Linked DNA regions of Mus musculus: regions 1, 2 and 3 are each linked to region 4. The links are chromatin loops, found by intact Hi-C in ENCODE. Cell type or tissue: gastrocnemius. All regions are shown on one strand. Links, peaks and the distances in the headings refer to the core of each region. The heading gives the core; the rest is flanking DNA. Region 1 holds the start of Glyctk (glycerate kinase). Region 2 overlaps Twf2 (twinfilin actin binding protein 2). Region 3 overlaps Alas1 (aminolevulinic acid synthase 1). Region 4 holds the start of Poc1a (POC1 centriolar protein A).

Region 1 (5,856 bases), core at 402-5,401, 120 kb before region 4:
TTCTTTCCAGCATGTTCCATAGCGGCTCGGATCCCCTTGGGTACGCTGATCACACCCTGCACAAGATGCTGAGCCAGCAGCTCCTCGGCAGCAGCTGCCATGCCCAGTACGGCCTTGCCGAAGCCCACTAGGTAGAGGTTTTCCCGCAGCTGGAAAGTCCGGTCCCGCACCTTCAGCTGTCTGCCACTAGGATCCAGGGACAGTGTCCTCTGCAGCATGGGGCCTGGCTGCACAGCACCCACTGCACTATCAAACAGCTGCCGTGCCTGTTCTGCCAAAGCCATACCACTGGTCATCCGGGCCACTGGGGGCCCCCAGAGGAGTGGACGGGATGGGGCTCGGAGGAGACAGGGCAAGACCTGTAGGGCCGCAGCCATGCCCCGCTTCTCTCAGCACAGCCTCGTGTCCATAGCTGCCTAGAGAGGGAGGAGAAGGAGTGAGGCCACGGACAGAACCCCACCATCCATCATGGCCACCCCTCCGAGGGCTCAGGACTGGCGGACTCCATAACCTGAAATGAAACCTGGAGAAGTCATGAAGCCTGCAGCAAACCTGATCTTACACCAGCCCTGAAAGCCCAGCCCTGATGCCCAGCCACGTCCTCTTCTGTAGACCACACACCAGTCTTCTGGACACTCTGCTCCAAGTCCAAAGTTCCTGTTAAGTGGACCTTCCTCCTAGGTCACCTCCTTTGCCTAGAAGTTAATCATTCATGAAGGACGCCGTTCCTACCAGCAGGCCCCTGGGCCATTCTTCTTCCACATCCTGTACTTCCAAAGCCCTCACACCACGGCAGTGCCCCCTTTCTGGCATTTATGCCTTAGACGTTCCTTTACCACTTCTACTGCCAAGAAAAAAAAAAAAAAAGGCTATTGGTTGTCTAGCCAACTGACCCGGAGTCCATTGACCTCTAGCCTGCTCTGTTAGCTCATACAACCAGTCTGGCAAAGCTGGGTCCATGTGGAAAGGCTGCAGATTTACCAGTGCACACAGCCTAAGGAAGCTCAGGACTCAGGCTAGTTCAGCAAGTGGTCCAGGCACGAATCAAGAGTAACCACAAATCTCACTCAAGGTCAGACCTTCAGCAAGTCCCCAGGTTATAAGCAAAAGGACATGTGCTATGGGGCTCAATCTATAGGACAAGACCAGACACCCTTGTCCCCATACAGCTGGTCATGATCAGCCTTGCCAGGAACATCCCTTTCTGGCTCCATGATAGCAAAAAACAAGTCCTGAGTTACACCCTTCACAACAAAAACAGCCCAGTGCTAGAGCAGGCAAAGGCCGGGTTCCAGTAATGAAGCCCAAACAATCATTTTCTCCACTGGGCAGAGTGAAGGACAGAAAGGTCTTGGGGTAAAGGTCGGGAAGCTACAGCGTAACTATACAGGAACAATAAAAGACTCAGCTGCAAAAAGATATCTAAGTTTAGGGACAGGAGGGTACTGAAGACTGTGCCCGGGCTGTCCATGTAACGAGCGAGCATGCGCTCTACCACTGAGCTACATTCAAGCCCCTAAAAAGGTAGAAAGACAACTGTATCCGTAAGCATGGGTGGAAGAGGGCGGAGTCTAGGGATGGGGTTCTAGCTTTTTTTAAAGCGTGTATTAGTATATCTTTTCTCACACTGAGCTCATTTGCAAGATGTGGGACACAATGAAGCCTAACTCTCACTTTTCAAGGGAACTTGAAAGTGTAGTCCTGTGGGAGAGACCTTCCCTAGCATGCATAAAGTCATCCAGTTCTCCATAGTGCTTGGGAGACTGACGCTCGTATTTTCCTGACACCTAGGGCTTTCTGATTCTCTGTACAAGCTGACAGAGAAAACTCCAGGTAACAGTTTATCCCACTCCTAAACAACGTAGCGCCTGCCAAACCTCCGCCATTTAGCCTTGTAGTTCCCAGCTAGCTTTCCCAGAAACTACTGTTTGTAAAAAGGAATACACAGGGCACTGCCGCGGGACGCCTGCAAACATGTTCAGTTTTCATGTATGGGATTCCCCGGGCTTGGTACTAAACACATCTTAGCATCCAAAACATAAAGCTCAGTCCTAGGTGAATTTTGTATCTCTTTCCCAGAAGGGCAAAAGCCTAGAAGGTCCCTATTAGAATTCAAGGGAAAAAAAAAGTTCAAGTCCAAAATTGCCAAATTAAGTACTGGGTGTTTGGTGAAATTTGAATTTTGGATAAGTAATTTTTTATTATAACTATGACCAGTATATTTTGGATTATTTCTAACTAAAAATTACGTTGTGGTAAGTCTAAAGTTAATTGGACGACTTGCATTTTCAGGAGCCAAATTCCCAACTCTAAGACACTACACCTTCCCAGCTCCAGTGCACCCGCCTTGGTAAGTGAGGATAGGCGAAGACCAGGCTCGACTCCTCCCGGAACCAAAGCGGAGCTGACATCAAGTCCGGAATTGGCCAACCGCCAGGTGACCGGAAGTGACGTCTCCTGAGCCTGAGCCTGTGATCTTCTCGAGGGAAATGTTGCCGTGTAGTGCAAGATGTCGCAAGATTAAGGGGTTGCTGTCGCCTGGATCGGTCTCTGTCCGGGCCAGGAACGACTTCCAAGTACCATTTATTTGCTTGAGACGCAAACTCACCTTCCCGCAGCTTCTGGCGCTGGAGACCGGAAGTACTCTGTGGGTGGGGATTAACCCGGAAGTGGCTGGTCTGAGATCTCCCTAGAGACCGAGAACCTGGTTTAGAACTTTCCGGCCTCACTGACACTCAGAGAAAACCTGAAAAGAGGCGAGTGGGGGGCTCTGGTTTCTGTGTTCTGTGTGATTTGTAATGAGCCTTCCCTGTTCATCCTGTTAGATCTAGTCCACCGTTAAATACACCCTGAATTCTTGTTCGGTTCCGAACAGGGCTGAACATCAGCGAGCGCTACAACACACCCCTCTAGAAAGCGATTTAAAGACATCCATGACAATTCATTGATGCTTACCTCTTTTCTCCGTAAGCCACCACATACAGCTAACTCAGCAAAAGATTTCTGTTGGGTGATTTTTGAACACACGAGCAAAATGACTGTAAACAAAATGACCCCTAAGTCTTTTCTTCCTCCCTACCCTTGCTCTCACATTGTGTCCACTATGATCCAGTCCTGCCTTTTTCCCACATTCAAAAATCAACTATTGGCTGGGCTCCAAAATCCTTTACTGATGGAAAGGATTGTTTCAAACGTGTTTCCTTTAAAAGGTTGTTTTGTTTTGTTTTGTTTTTTTAACCTCGACTCCTACCACATACACAGACACACTTTGTAGCCTAGGCTGACTTCAAGTTTATGATCCTACTGCCTCAGGCTCCTGAGTACTAAAGTCGCAGGTGTGTACTGCTGTGTAATTGAGAAGCTCAATCAGGACCCCACTACACCCCACCCCACACGCTGTCTAAATTTCCTTATTATGTGCCACTTCCTCCACTCCACATTACCTCTTTTCCTTTTGTGAAATCCCTTCCATTTTGCAACTGAAGACATTGCTGTTCCCTGTCAGTCTTAGCAGCCCAGTGGAGTCCTGTTTCAAAATCCTTTAAAAAAGAAAGAAAGAAAGAAAGAAAGAAAAAAAGAAAGAAAGAAAGAAAGAAAGAAAGAAAGAAAGAAAGAAAGAAAGAAAGAAAGAAAGAAAGAAAAGAAAGAAAGGTAAAAAGAAAGAAGAAGGGGAAAAGAAAATTGCAGTTTCTGTTTGTACGGAGGGCAATAGAAATACATAAGAATTAGATCAACTCAGGGGCTGGAGAGATGGCTCAGCGGTTAAAAGCACTGTCTGCTCTTCCAGAGGACTTGAGTTCAATTCCCAGCAACCACATGGTGGCTCACAACCATCTGTAATGGGATCTGATGCCCTCTTCTGGTGTGTCTGAAGACAGCTACAGTGTACTCATATAAAAAATAAATAAATCTTAAAAAAAAAAAACAGACATAAAAGATGTAGAAGTCAACTTAAAAAAAAAAAGAATTAGATCAACTCAATACCATGCAGTAGGTTTCATTGTCTTGCTATCAGATGCATCTTGTGACTAGATTAGGGATAGCAGTGGAGTATTTTTTAAAAATGGATACAGAGAGCTGGAGAGATGTTTCAGTGGTTGTGAGCATTTGTTACTCTGTTCCTAGCACCCAAGGGGTTTACAACTATCCCTAGATCTCCAGTTCCAGAGAAGCTGATGCCCTCTTCTGGCCTCCTCGGGCACCAGGCATTCATGTGGTGGACATATACATGTGAGGCAGAACACATACATAAGGAAGTCTTTCCCTTTTTAGTGGAGACAGGGCTGGGAATGTAGCTCGGCTAATGGAGGACTTGCTTAGCAGGCACAAGGCCCTGGTCTGATCCCCAACATCACCTAAACCAGGCTTCGTGGTACATGCCTATAATCTCCACAGTTAGGAGAATCAAGAGCTCAAAGCCATCCTTGTCTGTGGAGTTTAAGGTCAGTCTGGGATGTGTAAGACCTTGTCTCAAAAGAAGTGGGGGAACTGAAGAGATATGTAGAGCACTTACTACTCTTCCAAAGGATGGGGGTTCTATTCCAAGCACCCTCATGGCAGCTTACAGCCATCTCTAATTCCAAATTCTAAGGAAGCCAGTGCCCTCCCCCTTCCTGCCTCTTAGGGCACCAGTACTGTGCACTTAACATACATGTGGGCAAAACACTCATACACACACACACAATTTAAAAATAAGTTAATTTTAAAAATAGATGGATAGTACCTGAGGAATAACACCCAAGGTTGTCTTTTGGCCTTCATGTACACATGCACACAAATAAGTAAGTTGGACTGGAGAGATGGCTCAGCAGTTAAGAACACTGACTGCTCTTCCAGAGGTTGTGAGTTCAATTCCCAGCAACCACATGGTGGCTCACAACCATCTATAATGGGATCTGATGCCCTTTCTGGTGTGTCTGAAGACAGCTACAGGGTATTCATATACAAAAAAATAAATACATAAATCTAAAAAAAATAATAAGTCATCTGCAGGTCTGGTGTCTGGTCATGGCTTTATTTCTGTTTTTAAAATGATATCACTGTATCCTCCAGAGGAGATAAACAGTGACTTCACCTGGTGGAGGGTGGATGGGTCTCTTAGAAGAGGTGTTAATCTCATTTACAATGGACATAGCCTCAGGACCTAGCCAGATCCCCACTTTTTGTTTTGTTTTGTTTTGATTTTTGTTTTGTTTTGAGACAGGGTCTCACTATGTAGTCCTAGCTATCTTTGAACTCACTGTGAAGAACAAACTCACAGAGATCTGTCTGCCCATCTCTGGAGTGCTAGGATTAAAGGTTTGCATCTCCACACCTGATTAAGACCCTGCTTCTTAACATTCTTTCTTTGAAGATTGAATTTCAACAGGAATTTTAGAGATAGACAAATTTTCCAACAGTAGCAGCTGTTGGTGGATTGAAAGCCATACCTAAATGGGAGAGTCTGGAGACTAATTACTGACTGGAATTCTATGATTCTGGAGAATTATAATGTTACACATCTAGAGCTGATATCTTGAGCAAATTTTGTTTCTCCTGAGTTTTTATTGTTGCTTGGATCTGATGTTTCTTGATATTTCTTTTATTTTTAGTTATGTGTATGTGTGTGCTTCTGTGAGGGTACATACACATGAGTATAGGTGTCAAAGGAGGCCAGAGGTGCCAGGTCCCCTGAAAGTGAAGTTACAGTCAGTTGTGAGATGCTTCACATGGGAACCTGGAGCTGAACAAGAGTCCTCTGGAAGAGCAGCACATGCCTTTAACTGCTGAGCCATCTCTCAGCCCATATTTTAGTGAGATTTTTGTTTTGTTTTTGTTTTGAGATGGGGACCTGGAACTCTTAGCAATCCTTCTGCC
Region 2 (5,856 bases), core at 310-5,309, 64 kb before region 4:
CTCTTCTCCTCTGCCTGCCCCCAGGTCTTAATCACAATAGATACCCTCTAAGCGTGTGGCCCTATACATCTTTACAACATATAGACACCATGGTTTACACTGGCCCTCAGGACTGACCCTGTCCTATCCCAGAGTTCCTCTGTAGCTCTTTTGAGTTTTCTCTTTCCCAGGTAGAGTCCTTCTGCCCCAGAATGCCTTTCCCTTCTCAACACTTTCCTGGGGCTTTGTCTCTTGACAGTCAACCTGTGGCAGTGCCTTGCTGAAGTCAAGGCCCCCCACGACACCTCAGACAGGGATCTCAGTGGGAGCTTCTTTTTTTTAGCAGAATCCTCAAAAGGGGCAGAGTTGGGGCTGGAGGGACTCTTTAGAATAAGCCCCGCAGTCTGATGAGGTCCAGCCTTGAGAAGGGGACCCTAGAGATGGGGACCCCAAACACTCTTACCCGCCCAACAATCCTGCTTCCTTATGGGTACACTGGCACCCTCATACCTCCCCTGCTCCTCCTCAGAAGCTGGACCTGGAACGGGAGACCATCGAGCTGGTACACACAGAACCCACAAATGTGGCCCAGCTGCCCTCACGGATTCCTCGAGATGCTGCCCGCTACCACTTCTTCCTATACAAGCATACTCATGAGGGTGATGCCCTTGAATCTGTGGGTGAGTAGCCATGACAGGGACTGGGCAGGGAGCAGCAATGACAAGCCACTGCTTGGGCCTGCTAGGGGAGGTCTGCAGGTACCTCACCACGTCATCCCCTCCAGTGTTCATCTACTCCATGCCCGGGTACAAGTGCAGCATCAAGGAGCGGATGCTCTACTCCAGCTGCAAGAGCCGCCTCCTTGACTCCGTAGAGCAAGACTTCCAGCTGGAGATAGCTAAGAAGGTACGGCCTGTTCCCAGGGTCCCAGCACTCTACTCTCCACTGGAGTCCTATGTTCTTGCAAGACTCACTGCTGCAGTATTGGATGGGTGGAAAGCCTAAGGCCCAGGGCAAACCAAGGCACACATAAGCCCAAGGCTTGACTGCCTTACCACCTCCTTTTCCTAGGTCTGGTGGGGATGGGGCTAGGAGAAGGTGACTCAGGCCAGTGGGGTAACAGACCCTGCATTGTAGATCCTGCGGTTACCTAAGAGAAGACAGATATCAAGAGTGACTCCAGAAGTGGGGTTTCCCTGAGAGTGGTATGTGTTGGGCCCTGGATATAGTGGTGACTTCTGTCTTGACCCATGCAGATTGAGATCGGCGATGGAGCAGAGCTGACAGCTGAGTTCCTCTATGACGAGGTACATCCCAAGCAACACGCGTTCAAGCAGGCGTTCGCCAAGCCCAAAGGCCCCGGGGGCAAGCGGGGCCACAAGCGCCTCATCCGGGGCCCCGGGGAGAACGGGGAAGACAGCTAGGTGTCTGGACTGGGAACAGGGCCGGGCACGTGGACTACAGGGTTGCCACTCTGCCACCCCTGGACTTCCTTCCTCCCCAGCCTGGGCTCTAAGGAATTGCTTTCCTGTGGGACAAGGAGGGCAGGTGGCTGACCATATCTGAGGGCCTGCCTCTGGACCAGCACTGTGTGACCTTGCCCTGTCACTGTCCCTGCCTCTCATCTGTGTGTACAGGGTGGCTGGCGAAACCCCACCTTGGCACAAACCTAGCCTCCAGAAAATTTCGTGCTGTGGTTGCAGCCCAGCCCAAAAGCCTTTGGCTACAGTGGGTGGGGACGGTTGGCAGGGGCCAGATGTCACAGGAAGGGATGGTTGAATGCTGTATTTTGTAAAGAATAAAATATTTTTAAATCAATACTGAGCCTGGGTGCCTTTCCCCGTTCAGAGGGGGTCTGATGGACTCCTGGCCTCAGGTGTGTGGCATGCTTTGAGTGTAAGGACAGAAGCCCTACCCATGAGGTTATGAAGATCTGGGTGTCTCTGTTTCCTGTGGTTGATGTGACAAGTTACCACAAACTCAGCGGCTTAAAAAAGTGGTAGTTTGAGCCCAACCTGAGCAGCATAGCAAACAAACCCCTGTTTCAAAAACACAAAAGAAAACCTTGCAGATTTATTCTTAGAGATCTTGAGGCCATGGTGCACACAGCCGGCTCCTGGCAGAGTTAGCCGAGTTTTTACCTCTGGACTAAACCAGATTCCACTAGTCTTGGCTTCCCTGGGCTCGTGCCTCAATCTGGAGTCAGATTTTTCCATCTTTACTTTTTCTTCTTAATATTTTTGTGTTCTATCTCAAGACAGGTTTCCTTTTTTTTTTTTTAAAGATTTATTTATTTACTATGTATACAGTGTTCTGCCTCCATTTATGCCTATAAGCCAGAAGAGGGCACCAGACCTCATTACAGTGGTTGTGAGCCACCATGTGATTGCTGGGAATTGAACTCAGGATCTCTGGAAGAGCAGACAGTGCTCTTAACCTCTGAGCCATCTCTCCAGCTCGCAAGACAGGGTCTTGTTACATAACTGTGGCTGAGCTCAAACTCAAGGCAGTCCTCCTGTCTCAGCCTCCCCAATGCTGGATGTACCAATGTGCATCTCCATACCTGGCTTTGTCTCTGTTTTATTCATTTGTAGGGTGGATTTTTGAGACAGAATCTCATGGACTCCAGACTGGCCTCAAACTGCCTGTGTGGCTGAGGATAATCTTGAATCTCTATAGGTGTGTGCCACTGTGTCCGGTTTATGGAGTATCAGAGATCAAATCCAAAGCCTTGAAAAAAGCAGTGTACCAACTGAGCTACACCCACAGTCCCTGCATCTGCTTTGTAAGGGATATTTTGCCCTCCAAGCTTTCTGCCCCCATTTCCCCTGACAATAATGTAGGATTGGGGGAATCGGGAGATGGGTCCCTAAGAAGACATTTTTTGTTTAGTTGCATTTTTTTGTTGCTGGTTTTTGTTTTTCTGTTTTGTTTCTTGAAGCAGAATCTTACTATGTAGCCCCGGCTAGCCTGGAGCTTTGCTGTATAAACCAGGCTGGCCTCAAAATCATAGGGAGCCACCTGCTTCCTGCCTCCTAGGTGCTGGGATGAAAGGTGTGTGCGCTGCCCCTGGCTCCCACCTCCCTGGTAAGGGCCCTTCTAGCTGGGGTTTCACAACACCGAGGCACTGGGGGATGGTGGGTATTCTAGAGAGTGTATCTGGGGGTCTCCAGTCCTGTGTGTTCTTGACCACGTTGTCAGTGCCCTGTGCCCCTCTCCGGGCCTCTTTTCCTATTCCCAAGAAATGTAGCATCATGAGTGTATGTGAAGAGCTGATTCCCTGATCATGAGGAGTCCTTTAACCTCTGGGAAAGGGCCCACGTTTGATACTCAGCAGTAGCCAGGGGTGTAGTCTGTGCCTCTGAAGAGTGGTTGAAACACCTCCTGTCACAGCTGGAGAAACATTCAGCTGCTGGTTGGACACTGTCGTTTTTCCTAGCTCAGGACATTGTCCCATTGCAGGAGTCCCTTTTCAACCTCTATGAAAGCCCCTAGGATTATGGACAAAAAAGATGGGGCCCTGGTAAAGATCCACAAGAGACTCAGCCCAAATACTGGTTCTCAGGGGGGCAAGAAGGTTCTCACGCTGCTGAGTCAGCTAGATTATTGGTACCTTGGACCCTTCCTGCTATGAGATCCACTCCGCCGAGGGAGAGCCAGGAGACTGGTGTCGAACCCTGCCACTTTCGGGAGAATGGTCATTCATTCATTCATTCTCATTCATTCATTCATTCATTCATTCATTCATTCATTCATTCATTCATTCATTCGAATTTCACTCAAAGATAACCCAGACTGCCTATCCAAAGCCGAGTGCTGTGGGCAGTACATAGATTCAGCAGATACCGAGCAGCACTGCAGACACAGATGGAAGTTTTTATCCTCAAGAAACGAACATTTCAACAGGAGAGTAAGACAGTATACAACCAAGCAGGAAGGGTGGCTGATATAGAGTGGTAGCTGTTGAAAAATGCTATGCAAATTGAAAACCGGTCGGCCACAGTGCTCAGGAGAGCCAGATCTGGGCTGGTCGGCCACAGTGCTCGGGAGAGCCAGATCTAGGCTGGCAGGTTTATTTACTTCTGTCTATATTTCTTTTTTCTTTTTTTAAAAAAAGATTTATTTTATTATTATATCTAAGTACACTGTAGCTGTCTTCAGACACACCAGAAGAGGGCATCAGATCTTATTAAGGATGGTTGTGAGCCACCATGTGGTTGCTGGGATTTGAACTCATGACCTTTGGAAGAGCAGTCAGTGCTCTTACCCGCTGAGCCATCTCTCCAGCCCCCTGTCTATATTTCTTTTGAGTCAGGGTTTCCCTATGTAGTCCAGGCAGGCCTTGAACTCTGTTCTCCTACATCATCCTCGATGGAAGGATGGGTGTGGAGCTCAGCTGGGAGGTTCATCAGAGGGTCAGGAAAAGCCCCCACGGAGCGAGGGTGATGTGTGTAAAGGCAGAAGGCAAACTGGATCACGTGGGGGATTGTGACTTTCCTTCTACCGAGAGGCTGCTGACCACTGGCCTCAAGGACAAAGGAAGCAGGAGGGGAAGGGAGGGCTCAGATGTCGGGGATACACTGAGCAGATTGACGTCCAGGATCAGCGTCAGTGAGACAGCTCAGCTTTGTTGGGGTGAGCAAGGGTTATATAATCTTGAGGAGCGGGTAGGAATTTTCAGGGTGAATATACATTATTGGCTACAGTGGAGGTACCTCATTTACATAAAGAGGAGTTCCAAGCACCTGTGGGTGGGTTCTTTCTGGAGAGAGGAAATTGAACCTGTAAGTTGGCCACAGGCTACCCGACTTTCCTCAGAGGTTTCTTGGGGTTACAGGTGGGGAGGATTGATTGGTTATACACAGTACCTACTTATCATACGGTGGGAAGGGCTGAGGGGTGTTATGTGATGCAGTACTGGGGAGAAGTGGAAGGACAGAGCACACAGAGCCACTGCATGGACAGTGACTAGGACTCGGGATAGTTATGGAAGGATCTGTGTTGCAGGATATTTGATCACACTGTGAACCCCAAGATTGTGAGCAAAACAAAACAAAACAAAAAACAAAAACCTGTTTCTAGTTGTGGTGTGGCCCAGTCCTTAGCACATTCTTTAATCCCTCTAGCTGAGATTCAGACACACCCTTAGTACACACCTTTACACAAATAATGAAGGTAAAATAGTTTGTAGAAGGAAGCACCCATGTTTGAAAGTGATGGCTAATTGAGTGGCAGACAAAGTGATGAATCAGAGAAAGAGTTGACAGACTAGGATAGGCCCAACTCTCAGGAGAAGAGAGAGGAAAGGGAAGCTACATACGAGAGAAAGCATCAGAGAGAAAGGGGGAGGCAGTTTTATGGGGAGAATTTTACAGAGACAGAACATTAAAGACAGAACGATCCAGAGAATGAGAAGGAGCCAGAAGATTAGAACATATTGCCAAAGTTCGTTTAAAGCCAAGCAGAGCATCTCAATCAGAAATTGAGAGAAGCTAGATCGAATGAGCTTGGAGAGGAGTTTGAGCCAGAACAGCTGAGTTGAGTCAGCCAGCCAGCTCTCAGAAAGAACTAGAAGGGGTGAGCTTATTCAGCAGCAAGTCTCAGAGGCTGAAAACATTTTAGACCTAGACAAGAAGATTGTAAAGAGGCTAGAAGCTTCCGGGACTAGGCCTAGGTTAGCAGATGGGCAGGCAGTAAATCCTCTAAGCCAACAATTAATAGAGTAGAATAAAGTTACTTTTATAGATCTGGGCAAAGGAGGGACCCAGAATGAAAGTATTTGAACAGAGGCTACTGGAGAGATGACTCAGCAGTTAAGAGCACTGGCTGCTTTCCCAAAAGACCTGGGTTCAATTCCCAGCAACTACATGGCGGCTC
Region 3 (5,856 bases), core at 341-5,340, 50 kb before region 4:
GCCAGGACTGGATTGTGGCAGTCACAGGACAAAGGAATCAGCTCTTTCAACATTCCAGGCGCAGAGATTGAACTCGCTGGAGAGGAAGATAAGTTCCAGGAAAGGAGTTTCCCTGTTCCCCGAACCTCAACCATTGTGCAGAAGTTGGAATGCTGCAGGTCCGGAACCTAATTAAAATTTATCTTAGGCTGCGGTTAGTCCTCTGAGTGAGTAGCCATCCCTTGCCTGTCTCTCTAACTGACCAGATAAATCACTTAACAAAAACCGTTTCCAACCAACGAAAAGCCAATGTTATCCTGTAGCATCTGACGTGAATAGCTGAGACATACCTGCCCCCTTACTTTGCTCAACCCCACCGACTTACTGTGAATTTGAAAGGTGCCTGGACTTGTAGTGTTTTGTTTTGTTTTTTGCTTTTCAAGACAGGGTTTCACAATATAGCTCTGGCTGCCCTGGATCTCACTGTGTAGACCAGGCTGACCTCCAACTCACAGAGATCCCCCTGCCTCTGGGATTAAAGGCATATGCCATCACTCCATGTCTCTTTTTTTTCTTCTTTTCCCCCCCAAGACAGGGTTTCTCTGTGTAGCCCTAACTGTCCTGCTGGCTGGCCTCGAACTCAGAAATCCGCCTGCCTCTGCCTCCCATGTGCTGGGATTAAAGGCATGCGCCACAACTGCCTGGCCTCCACTATTCTACTTGTGATTTTTGTTGTTGTTGTTGTTCTATTACTACCCAAAAAAAAAAAAATTCATCAAATTGTTACCACATTGGAACACGGAGTTTGAAGTAATCTAATCTGTGTTCCTGGAACATGGTCACTTGGATTTGGCTGCAGAATAAACTACCTTTTATTATTCTTCATGTCAAGACTTGTGTTTCTGTGTCAACAGAGGCAAGGGCTTTAGCTGGATGGGTCTTGTAACTGGCCCCTCAGCCATTTTTATTATGTTTGTCTGTTTCTTTATTGTGGGGCCTTTACCACTGAGCTGTCCTGTTGCATGTGGGACAGCTCTTTCCTTCTTTCTCTCTTTCCTTCTCCCTTCTTTCCTTCTTTCTCTCTTTCTTTCTCCCTTCCTTCCTTTCTTCCTATCTGCCTGTATTTTTCAGACAGGAACTCACTTCATAGCCTTGGCTGATCTGGAACTTGCTACCTAGACCAAGATGGCCTCTAAACTCAGATCACCTGCCTCTGCCTTCTGAGTGCTGGAATTAAAGGTGTAGACCACCATCCCAGTTCTGGGTTTCTATTTTTTTTTTTCTGTACAGCACAGACTTCAGAATGCAGCCACTGTCAGTGGACAAGGTCTGTATTCAACAAGTATATTGAACTTGTGGGTAGTGTTGTGCTTGGAGCCTTCAGGAACCTGATCCTAAGACCACTGTCTTCAACACCACCACACCAAATCCAGCCTTTGAGAAGTAGAGGAGAGGGCTGGAGAGATGCCTCAGCAGTTAAGAGCACTGACTGTTCTTCCAAAGGTCCTGAGTTCAAATCCAAGCAATCACATGGTGGCTCACAACCACCCATAATGAGATCTGACGCCCTATTCTGGTGTGTCTGAAGACAGCTACAGTGTACTTATGTATAATAGTGAATGAATCTTTGGGTCTGAGCGAGTGGGGCCTGAGCAAGCAGGGCCTGAGCAAGCAGAGTTTCTGAGTTCAATTCCCAGCAACCAGATGGCTCATAGCCATCTGTACAGCTACAGGGAACTCATATACATAAAAATAAATAAATCTGAAAGAAGAAGAAGAAGAAGAAGAAGAAGAAGAAGAAGAAGAAGAAGAAGAAGAAGAAGAAGAAGAAGAAGAAGAAGAAGAAGAAGAAGAAGAAGAAGAAGCCCATAGCATTGGGGTCAGGAGGCCTGAACCAGTTAGGCTGGCTTAGGCCAGTGAGAGTGGGGTGGTGTGGGGGGATGGGAGAGATTGTTAGAGCTAGCCACAAACAAACTGCTGACTTTGCAAGCTTCCCTCTCCTTCCCCCGCCTGTCCCCCCACCCCCGCCATCACTGTACCTCCAGGGTATAGCCATGAAGGAAGTACAGTCCCCTTCCTCTTTTACTGGTGTGTGTGTGTGTGTGTGTGTGTGTGTGTATGTTGCTGTTGTCTGAACTCTTGCCACTGTATCTTCTTTCTGACTCAAGCACAGGGGCTTCTGCTATGATGCCCCTCTCATCTACTTAAGTGAAAGACAGTCCGGTCCCTGACCTTTGAAGTCCCAGGCAGGCTCTGACCTGGGCAGCCTGGAGAAAACATGAGACAGAACTAGAGTCTGTAGCCCGAGAGCCTAGGAAAGTCCCCGCTGAGGGACTCTGAGATTGTTTCAACCACAGCCAGAAGCAGAAGCGGGAAGCACCCTCCAGTGTTGGGCTTGTCTCTCTCCCAGAACAGCAAGGCTGTTCTCTGGTAGTTCCAAGATCAGTGTGTGTCCATCTTACATGTAGCTTTAAACGGTCTGTGTGTGCGTACATGTGAGGGAACACGTGTGGGTGCATGTGGAGGCCAGAGGACATCCCAGGTGTCATGCTCAGGGATGCTGTCCACCTCCATTGAGTCAAGGCCTCCTCCTGACCTAAAGCTCACTAATTAAGCTAGACTAGGTAACCAGTGAGCCCCCTGGATTCTCTGGTTTGTGCCTCCACAGCACTGGGATTATGGGAATGCACCGTCGTCATGCATGACATTTTTGAAGAGGGTTGGGGGGTCAACTCGGGTCCTCATGCTTGCAAGACATTTATTTTACTGAGCTATGCCCCCTGCTGGTCTACTAAGGTTTTTTAACAACTCAGCCTTTCTCTTGGCACTTTGTGTCCTGAACATCTAAACATTCTTGCAAATGAACCTTATGGCTTCATACAGTTCCACACTAGCCTGGCTTAGAAATGCTCTTAATTATCATGTTTTTAAACAGCTCCATGTCTCATCTGCTACCTGCAGATCCTTCCATCCTGTGTTCTCAGAACCCCAAGAAACAGGGAGGGGAAAATGCACCTACACATTGTGCTCACTCCGTCTCATGTGCCCTCCCATCTCATGAAGGAACAGTGGGTCCACCCAAGCATTCAGACAGTGCCCCCGCCAGAGGCAAACAATCCCACTTGAAGGAAAGGCGGTGGAGGGTGTTCTAGGCGTGGGAATAGGAGGGACAATGGACAGCTCTGGAAGCTGGAGTGAGGAAAGAGGAAAGAGCTGGGAAAGCCAGTCAGGAAGGGACCATGATGTGGTTCCGAGGTGATGTGACTTCCGTCTGGGTAGGATGCCTTTATCTGATGGGACCATGATGCTGCCATGCACCACAGTACTGTGAAACAAAGGGACATGACCAGCAGGCCCAGCCTCAGCATTAGGACTGCTCAGTTAGGACATGCAGTTGTCCCACCTACAGCTGTGAGACGGACCTCACCGCTGGGATTTCACCTCCTGCTGCCTGGCCTTTCCTCAGTGCACCTATTCTGCCTAAGGGATTTGGATGCCCTTGGGACCCCCTTCCATTCAATCAGTACATGTTTTATCAGCATCCACTGAATCCTGGGCTCTGTGCTGGACTTGGAGGGGGCAGGATGGAAAAGATAAGGCACCTATCGTCAAAGCCATGTTACAACAGGGAGGAAGCAGTCTCGGGTGGGGAGACCAGGGCACTAGGGTGGGGGTGGGTGGGAGAGGTAGAGAAAAGCTTGGAGATGTCAGGCTTCGGCCATCTGCTGGCCAGAGAGCATCATGGCTGGGAGTGTTGACTCTAGGAAAGAGCGTGTGGGGAGGCTCATGGGACCCTCATCCAAGTATCTAGCCACCCCTCTCAACCTGTTGTATGTAATTCTCCCTAATTGCATGTGGCTTGGGGGTATCTAAGAAGGGCTAAAGGAGAAGGGGCGGGGACTCCATCTTCACAGGCTTAGGGGACCTATCATTCTAGCTGGGTGTCAACTTCCCAGTGTGTCTGTGTTGTCACTCACACTCACCCATTGCTCTGTAAGGAAGCCTAATGACCCATTTCCCCGGCTTGTCATGGGGACTATAGGATGAGAGGGTGGATGTTTATACATTTTTTTAAGGGAAGGAATTTTGGCAACAGAGTGGGTGGCTGGGTTAGCATGCCTGGGGAGGTCTCCTTAGGAAAAACTTTTTTTTTTGGAGACAGAGTTTCTCTACATAGTCCTGGCTGTCCTGGAACTCACAGAGATCTGCCTGCCTCTGCCTCTGCTTAAAAAAAAAAAAAAAAGTTTTCGGCATGAAAACTTGTCTTGAATCAATACTATGACCCAAAGCAGGAATGTTGAGGCAGAGGACTAGTACAGAGAACTCAGGCAGACATGAAGGCCAACTACAAAGCAGAGTGAACACCCAAGGGTGGAATGACCAATGGGGTGAGTTTGCCAGGAGCCCAGTCTGTCGGCACGAGGAGCCTAGAATGCAGCACATTTACGAGACCCAAGAGGTTTCTATATGAAACATGGCTCTCGATTTTTTCTTTTTTGAGACAGGCTTTGTATATACTAGGAAAGCACTCTGCCAACCAGGCTTCATCCGTAGCCTCGATCTGTGGTTTTGTAAGACCACTCACACTGCTGTTGGGGTGGAGGCAAAGGCAGATGAAGGCAGTGGTGGCCTGGCCTGAAAGGCTTTGCTGCTATTTATGTTAAGAGAGCACAGGGCTGACTCCCGACGAGAAGCTGGAGAGCCTGAGCCAGTGAGCAGCCAGGGAGGACCTGGTGCAGAATGGGGCTGGTGGGGCAGGGTGCTCTCTACATGGTGTGGACTGGGAGGCCTCAGAGAGTGTGAGGTGGAGCACTGAGTGGAGCAGGACCATTGACATTCACAGAAGCACCCAGCTCAGGAGGAATACTCCTGGGAGCAGTGATTGGCACAGCTTAGACTGGGATGAGAAAGCTATAAAAAGTCCAAGGCCCACGACTCAGATGCCACCGAAGGGTCTAAGGAGAAGCAGCAGAGCCAGTGGCTGGGTTTGGCAAGACAAGCAAACTGTGCCAAGCCAAAAGCAACCTCCCCAGGGAACAGGGCTGACAGGTTGATCGGCCAGGGCTGTGCAAAGGCAGGACTGAGACAACTGTAGCTGTGAGGGGTCTAGCCTGGGTAACAGCAGGACCAAGACAGATGCAGCTGCAAGGGGTCTAGCCTGGGTAACAGCAGGACAGAGACAGCTGCAGCTGTGAGGGGTCTAGCCTGGGTGGCAGCTTGGCTATTGCTCAGATAGGTAGGTGATGCCTGCTGCAGGCCTGTGGGAGAAACAGTCAGCAGAGGGGAAAAACTCATAACAAGACAAGGGGTGTTTTTAGATTGTATAAAAAGAGCAAGACCCAAATACAAGTGCAGAGGGTGGAGGAGATGCACAAAGCCTCTATCCCCTTTGCAGAGGCCATGACAAGGAGTCAGGAGCTAGCTGGCTGCTAACCTTGGTAAGCATAGATGGGCTCTCCTTCAGGCTTGACTTTCAGTGGGAAGTGTGAGGTTGAGGCAGCGGCTGAGGGAAAGCAGGAAAGAGCAGCGACAGGACTGTGGGCACACTGACTGCCCCTTCTGGGTCTGAGGCAGAAGTGTGAAGGGAACCCTACAGCAGGCGGTATCACTGCTTGTAGTTTCTGGGGTGCCAGCTGGGTCTGCCAGGTTAGGTTTAAGCCCAGCAGGTGGCCTGGCAGGCATTACAATTTATATCTCCATACTACAGACCACATATGAAAGTTAGCTCTTCATTCAGTGGTCAACAGCAGAAACACCTAACACACTAACCAGGACTATGATTTTACTATAGATTAAGATTTAATATATAATTTATTTCACATATAAAGACAATTCTGGCTACTATGTGGGTATGGTAATGGCCTGGGGTTTGTGAAT
Region 4 (5,856 bases), core at 402-5,401:
ACGTGGGTGTTTTAAAACCAAACCAGAGGGGCTAGAGAGATGGCTCAGAGGTTAAGGGCATTGACTGCTCTTCCAGAGGTCCTGAGTTAAATTCCCAGCAACCACATAGTGGCTCACAACCACCTGTAATGGGATCTGATGCCTTCTTCTGGTGTGTCTGAAGACAGCTACAGTGTACTTGTCATATATATATAATAAAATCTTTTAAAAAAAAGTACCAGAAATTCCAGGCCTGAGAACTTTGTTGACTTGTGCCTGGATCTCACTCTGTAACTTTGGCTGATCTAGAAATAGCTGGCCTCAAATTCACAGAGACCCTCCTGCCTCTGCTCCGAAGAGCTGAGATTGAAGGCACATGCTGCCATGCCCAGCCCCTTGAGAACTCCTCGGAACAGACTGGACCAAGGAAGAGTGCAATAACCTCCTCTGGGTTCCATAAAAAGAAGACCTAACACCTGTAACAGCGCCACTAACCTGCTTTTCAGTGACCAGTCCCCCAGTCACCAAGTGAATGTGTGAGGGGCCAACAGAATTCACAGTCCTTAAGACTCAACGCAACTCCCTCTCCTTAACTTGGCTCATTCAAATTCCTCTGTTTGTCCATCCATATCTGAGATGCCCCGTGTCTCTGCAGCCCCTCTGCCCCTGCAGGGTGGCCCTGAGAACCACCTACAGTTCTCAACTGTGCTCATTAACAACATGTATAACAATATTCAGAACTCCTCGCAACTGTATCCGTTCCCTACCTCTCCTTCCAGCAAGGCTTCTTTGAAATGTGTAGATCTCTTCAATCTCTCCTGTGTAGTCTACATAATAGTACATTGTTGGGGACTGGAGAGATGGCTCAGTGGTTAAGATCACTGACTGCTCTCCCAGAGGTCTTGAGTTCAATTCCCAGCAACCACATGGTGGCTCACAACCATCTGTAATGGGATCTGATGCCCTCTTCTGGTGTGTCCAAAGACAGAGACGGTGCACTGATATAAATAAAATAAATCCTTAAAAACAATACATTGCGTATGCATACATTCCTATATACACATATTTCCATGTACCTTATTATGTAAAGGTAAGAGATCTGGAAACAATGTTAGCAATTAAGATTGGAATCATGTAACTAGAGTTATAGATCAGATGGGACCTTGCTTTGCCTAGCATGCATAAATCCCCACCACTGTGTAAACCAAACAAGATGGTATAAGCCTGTATTTCCAGAACGGAGGCAGGATCATCTGAAGTTCAAAGCTTTCTTCGGCTAATGCAGTGATCTGAAGGCCAGCCTACATGAAACCCCACAACTGCCGAAATACCATTCAGGCTGTAAAACTCAGCACATGGATAGCACCGCCTGCCAAAACTAAAACAATTACCTAATTCGTCAAAGTCCAGAGATATGGGAAACTCTCTAAATGTACTAACCTTGCTTTTGGACTTCTGTGGTTTCTCTTCTGACTAATTGTTCATGTTAAGTATGTCAATCTAGAACATGTTTTTTTTTAAAAGATTTATTTTATTTATTATATGTATTTATGTATTATATGTATATACTGTAGCTGTCTTCAGACACCAGAAGAGGGAATCAGGTCTTGTTACAGATGGTTGTGACACACCATGTGGTCGCTGGGATTTGAACTCAGGACCTCCGGAAGAGCAGTCAGTGCTCTTAACCACTGAGCCATCTCTCCAGTCCCCCAGAACATTTTATGCTTAAAAGCTCACCCTGAGAAAGCCTTGCGGCTACAATGGGATCTTGAACAACACCCAGTGTAGTTGCTGGCTGGCTAATAAAGACTTTTTATTGGCTTAAATCCGTGTCTTAGCAGTCTCCTCTGGTGGCTACCCCACAATATTCTTAAAAAAAAGAAAGAAAAGAAAAAAAGCAAGGCAACAGAAAAAGATTAGTGGGGCTGGTTTAAGGTTACTTGGGACTGGGTTTCAGACCCAGCACCCACGTGACAGCTCACAACTGTTTGCAACGCCAGTTCCAGGGGATCCGGCGTCTTCATAAGACATCAGACATAAGTATGGTACATATACATACAGGTAGGCAAAACATTCCTACATATGACATTCCTAAAAAAGTAAAAATAAAAAGTCTGTGGCTGCCAGAGGAAGGAACGCTAGGACCACATAGAGAGACCTTATCTGGAAAAGCAGCAAACTGCTACAGCTTGGGAATTTCCTGAGAGGCAATTCATTTTGACATTGTAGGAATATACAAACGTGACCATCATGTTTCTGGCATGGGGTGCTCGTGACACACTTATTGACAAGAGAAAAACTGAAAACTGTTTATGGGAAGGCTGGGAATTTGTGAGCACCTATTTTTGTCTTGAGACTTTCACCTTGCCTATGTTAAATTAGCTTAAACATTTCTAATGTCAAGGTACCAATTCTATGCCAACATAGTTAAAATAGGATCAGATATAGATCCTGTATCTCTCATCAAAACACTAAAAGAATTATTTTTAATGGTGTGTGTGTGTGTGCCTCAGGAGACAAGAGGTGTTGAACTGCCTCAGAACTGGAGTTCCAGGCAGTTGTAAACCATCTGACATGGGAGCTGGGAATAGAACTTTCGTCCTCTGGGAGAACCATATACACTCTGAACCAATGAATCATTCTTTTAGGTCCAAATACACTCCCCCACACGCCAGTTTCTGAGTTTACTGTCCCTGCAGATTTAGGGACACAGTTTCAAGCCTAGGCATGTGGTAAGAAACCTCAGGACACAGCCAGATCCTAATTAGTGTTTTGAGTATGGACAAGTTGGCCGGCCCAGGAGAGATGATGGATGGAAGGTTCTTGAATCTTACAAAACATCCAGTTCAGGTCAGATGCACAGGTCACTCTGGGCTTCGGCTGCTTTCATTGCAGAAGGTGGAAAAGGACGGCCTCTGGTGGTTCCGCCCGACGATTGCTTCTTTCACCTTTTTTTTTTTTTTGGAGCTAAGGTCAGGCTACGACCCAAAGCCTTCTTAAGGCTAAAGAGTTCCGAGCAAGACGGGCCGCAGTCACATCCCCTCTTAAGACAAACGCGGAGGCAGGCCCTCGGAGTAGACGCATTTTTCCTGAGGTCACCCAGTAGAGAATTAAGAATTGAACATATGTCTTTCTGCACCATGGTTCTGACTCTTGAATGACTCCATTTTTTTTTTTTTTAAATAGACACTTAGGAGTATTCGCAGGAACGAACCATTCTGGGGTCCCAAGGCGCTAATAACCTGGTTCTCCATGGCGCCTTGATCGGACGTTTTAAGCCAAGAGCAAGGCCAGTCAGTATCCTCCTTCCGGGATACTTAAGCCTGTCACTCATAATGGTAAAACTCCGCCCGCCCCGGAGCATCTCGGTAAATGTAGTTCTACCTTTATTAAGACTGTGGGGTATAAGTGCTATGTAGAACTTCATTTCCCCGATGGCTGCGCGCTCCGTTACCTGAGCTAGAGCTGAAGGGCCGAAACCTTCATCTAAGATTTTTTTTTTTAAGTTCTTAGGAGGAAAGTGTGACAGCGAACTGAGGCTTTTGGCTGCTCGGCGGGTCACCTCATCTGGAAGAGCGGGAGGACAAGAGCTTGACGCCTATCGAACGACCCGACTTCCGGTCGGCGGACAAAAACCTAGGGCGCTTCTCCTTTAATTGCGGTGGGCGGGACGCGGCGACGCCACCGGCGTTGCTATTGGTGGCGATTGGGGGCGCGGAAACTGAACTGGCACAACTGCCGACCCAGCTATCTCTGGCACTTGGGGCACAGCTGGTCCTACCAGCCCGCTAGCCCCGCTATGGCTGCTCCCAGCCAGGTAAGTCCCTGGATAGTGAGCACCTGACTGGTTGGAACAATGGCCGCGAGAGAGGCGGATGGTGACGCGGGGTTCTAGGGTGACCTCCTCATCCAAGGTTACGGGGTGGATCCGGGCATTGACTTAGCACCCCAGGTGCCAGGCTAGATGTTAGACCACCAGGACGAAGAAATAAGTCTCTGCCTCTGGAATGTACGGCGTATTGAGGAAGACACCATCAAGGCCCGACCCTTGTCGTGGCCTGGGGCGAGCCTCGTAAGCTTGGCCTCTTGTGAGCAACAGGTCTTTTTTGGAGGTGACATCCTTTTCCAACAAGTAGAAGCAGTAGGCCATCGGGATGCCTGGGATAGCGGAAGCCTGCAGTGTGTCCAGGGCTCGATTCTGACCCCTCCCCCCACTCCAGAAAAGGACTTCAAATTGGTCCTTTAAATAAGAATTTGCTTCCACAGGGCCAGGTGGTACCTGATGCACCTGAGAAGACTTGGGTAGAAATAGAAACCAGACTTTTGAGTGCCGATTTGATATTCTGTTTACATTTAGCTCCACGCAGATTTTAGGGGAAACTGTTCAGGGAAGAAGGCATTGGGAAGGGGTGTCACTGATGGAGTCAGACCTGAATCTGCTTCTGCCCACTGAGCCTAGGATGGACACTTCCTCACCCTTGTGTTTCTGAGAGGCTCTGGTGAGGACAGGAGAGGGAATGAGCCCTTGCTCCTTAGTTGATTCTTACCCCTGAACTACCAGGCCATCTGTTAAAAGGCGTGAACCTGCAGGTGTGCTTGGGGGTGGAGCTGGGCACTGGGCCTCACCTTTGTTTGGGGTAGAGCTTTGTGGAATAGCAATGGCTTCGCTGTATCATAGAAATATCCTTTCCCAAGCTGGGTTCCTTGGAGCTCTTCAGGTGGTTTGGTTGTGTGTGTGTGTGTGTGTTTTGTCGTTTTGTTTTTTTTGTTGTTGTTGTTTGCTTGTTTTGTTTTTAATTTTTGGTGTTTGAGGTGGAGGGAGATAACTTACTATGGTCTTGGCTCTCTTGGAATTTACTGTGTGGACCAGGCTGGCCTTGAACTCACAGTTCCACCTGCCTCTGCCTCCCAAGTGCTGGGATTAAAGGTGTTTGTTCCCCACACTGGGCCCATATTTGATCTGTTTGTTGTGGATTTATTGATTCGTCTGATCGTTTGTGTGGTTGTGTGTTTGCTGATCGTGAACCCTTCCTTGCTGTACTCATTTGTCCTAGCAGTTTATAGTGGATTCCTTAGAATTTTCAACATACGAGATCATGATTTGAGTGCTTTTAACGTCTCCTGGTTATAGGAAGAGTCTTAGTTCCAGGGAGGACCTGTTATCTCGTTATAACCATTTGACCTTGCTTTTTTTTTTTTTTTTTTTTTCCAGGAGGACCCCTCACTGGAGAGACATTTTAAGGGCCACCGAGATGCAGTCACCTGTGTGGACTTCAGTCTCAACACCAAGCACTTGGGTAAGAGAAGGCCTCAGGATTCTAAACTGAGACGGCTGAGTTTCTCACTGGGAGACGTGGTGTGGGGATGCCAGATACAGCAAGGACATGCTGCTCTTTCTAGCCTTGGCTTTGCTTCTAGCTGCCAGCCTTCTGGATGCTGGGCTCAGTAGGCTCCATAAGCTCCTTTTGCATGTGAAGAGTATAATGACAACTGTCTATAGCTCCAGTCCCAAGGGGCCTGACGCCCCCACACAGAGATACTTGCAGGAAAAACACCAAATGCACATTTTAGAAAAAGTATTAGAGACATACTTGTGTACACACTCAGGAATCCCATAATGACATTAAATTGGAATCTATAGTATGTACCGCAGAGGACCTGGGTACAGAGCCATGCAGGCTCTGTGCATGCTGGTAATGCAGTCTTGAAGAGAGAAACTAGGGCCAGGCATGGTGGCATGTAGCTTTAATCCCAGCACTAGGGGAGGCAAAGGCAGGTGGATCTTTGTGAGTTCCAGGACAGCCAGGGCTCCACAGAGAAACCCTGTCTCGAAAAACCAAAAAAGGAAAAAGAGAGAGACAGAGACAGAGACAG

Evidence for each region. Peaks named below come from ENCODE experiments on the same cell type or tissue, not always from the same donor. Only the 100,000 strongest peaks of a DNase experiment are listed, where the experiment ranks them.
Region 1: a loop joins it to region 4, with 11 times the contacts of the local background. A loop is called at or near these places in 11 of 42 quality-filtered maps.
Region 2: it touches region 4 in a loop (2.8-fold over the local background); 19 of 42 quality-filtered maps call a loop at or near these places.
Region 3: it touches region 4 in a loop (2.1-fold over the local background); 21 of 42 quality-filtered maps call a loop at or near these places.

Annotation. Positions count from the first base shown.
Region 1 is chr9:106,157,489-106,163,344 of GRCm38, forward strand. It overlaps Glyctk (glycerate kinase), which reads right to left and starts at 650. Exons shown (of 4, transcript NM_174846.4): 1 at 1-650. The coding sequence starts at 377. D030055H07Rik (a long non-coding RNA gene) reads left to right here. Exons shown (of 7, transcript XR_003948237.1): 7 at 2,293-3,211. In gastrocnemius, for the core only: no CTCF peak of the experiment used is centred there; a DNase peak (open chromatin) is centred at 2,434; H3K4me3 peaks cover 1,481 bases; H3K27ac peaks cover 1,659 bases.
Region 2 is chr9:106,213,593-106,219,448 of GRCm38, forward strand. Twf2 (twinfilin actin binding protein 2) reads left to right here. Exons shown (of 9, transcript NM_011876.3): 7 at 509-659; 8 at 764-885; 9 at 1,236-1,795. The coding sequence ends at 1,403. Among named protein-coding and RNA genes, the nearest start is that of Tlr9, 6.1 kb to the right of the region's middle. In gastrocnemius, for the core only: a CTCF peak has its summit at 2,307 (motif pointing right); no DNase peak of the experiment used is centred there.
Region 3 is chr9:106,228,168-106,234,023 of GRCm38, forward strand. Alas1 (aminolevulinic acid synthase 1) reads right to left here. Exons shown (of 11, transcript NM_020559.2): 11 at 5,288-5,856. Among named protein-coding and RNA genes, the nearest start is that of Tlr9, 8.5 kb to the left of the region's middle. In gastrocnemius, for the core only: a CTCF peak has its summit at 2,773 (motif pointing left); no DNase peak of the experiment used is centred there; H3K27ac peaks cover 240 bases.
Region 4 is chr9:106,277,658-106,283,513 of GRCm38, forward strand. It overlaps Poc1a (POC1 centriolar protein A), which reads left to right and starts at 3,404. Exons shown (of 11, transcript NM_027354.2): 1 at 3,404-3,799; 2 at 5,195-5,279. The coding sequence starts at 3,782. In gastrocnemius, for the core only: a CTCF peak has its summit at 2,898; DNase peaks (open chromatin) are centred at 2,936, 3,360 and 3,633; H3K4me3 peaks cover 1,639 bases; H3K27ac peaks cover 1,804 bases.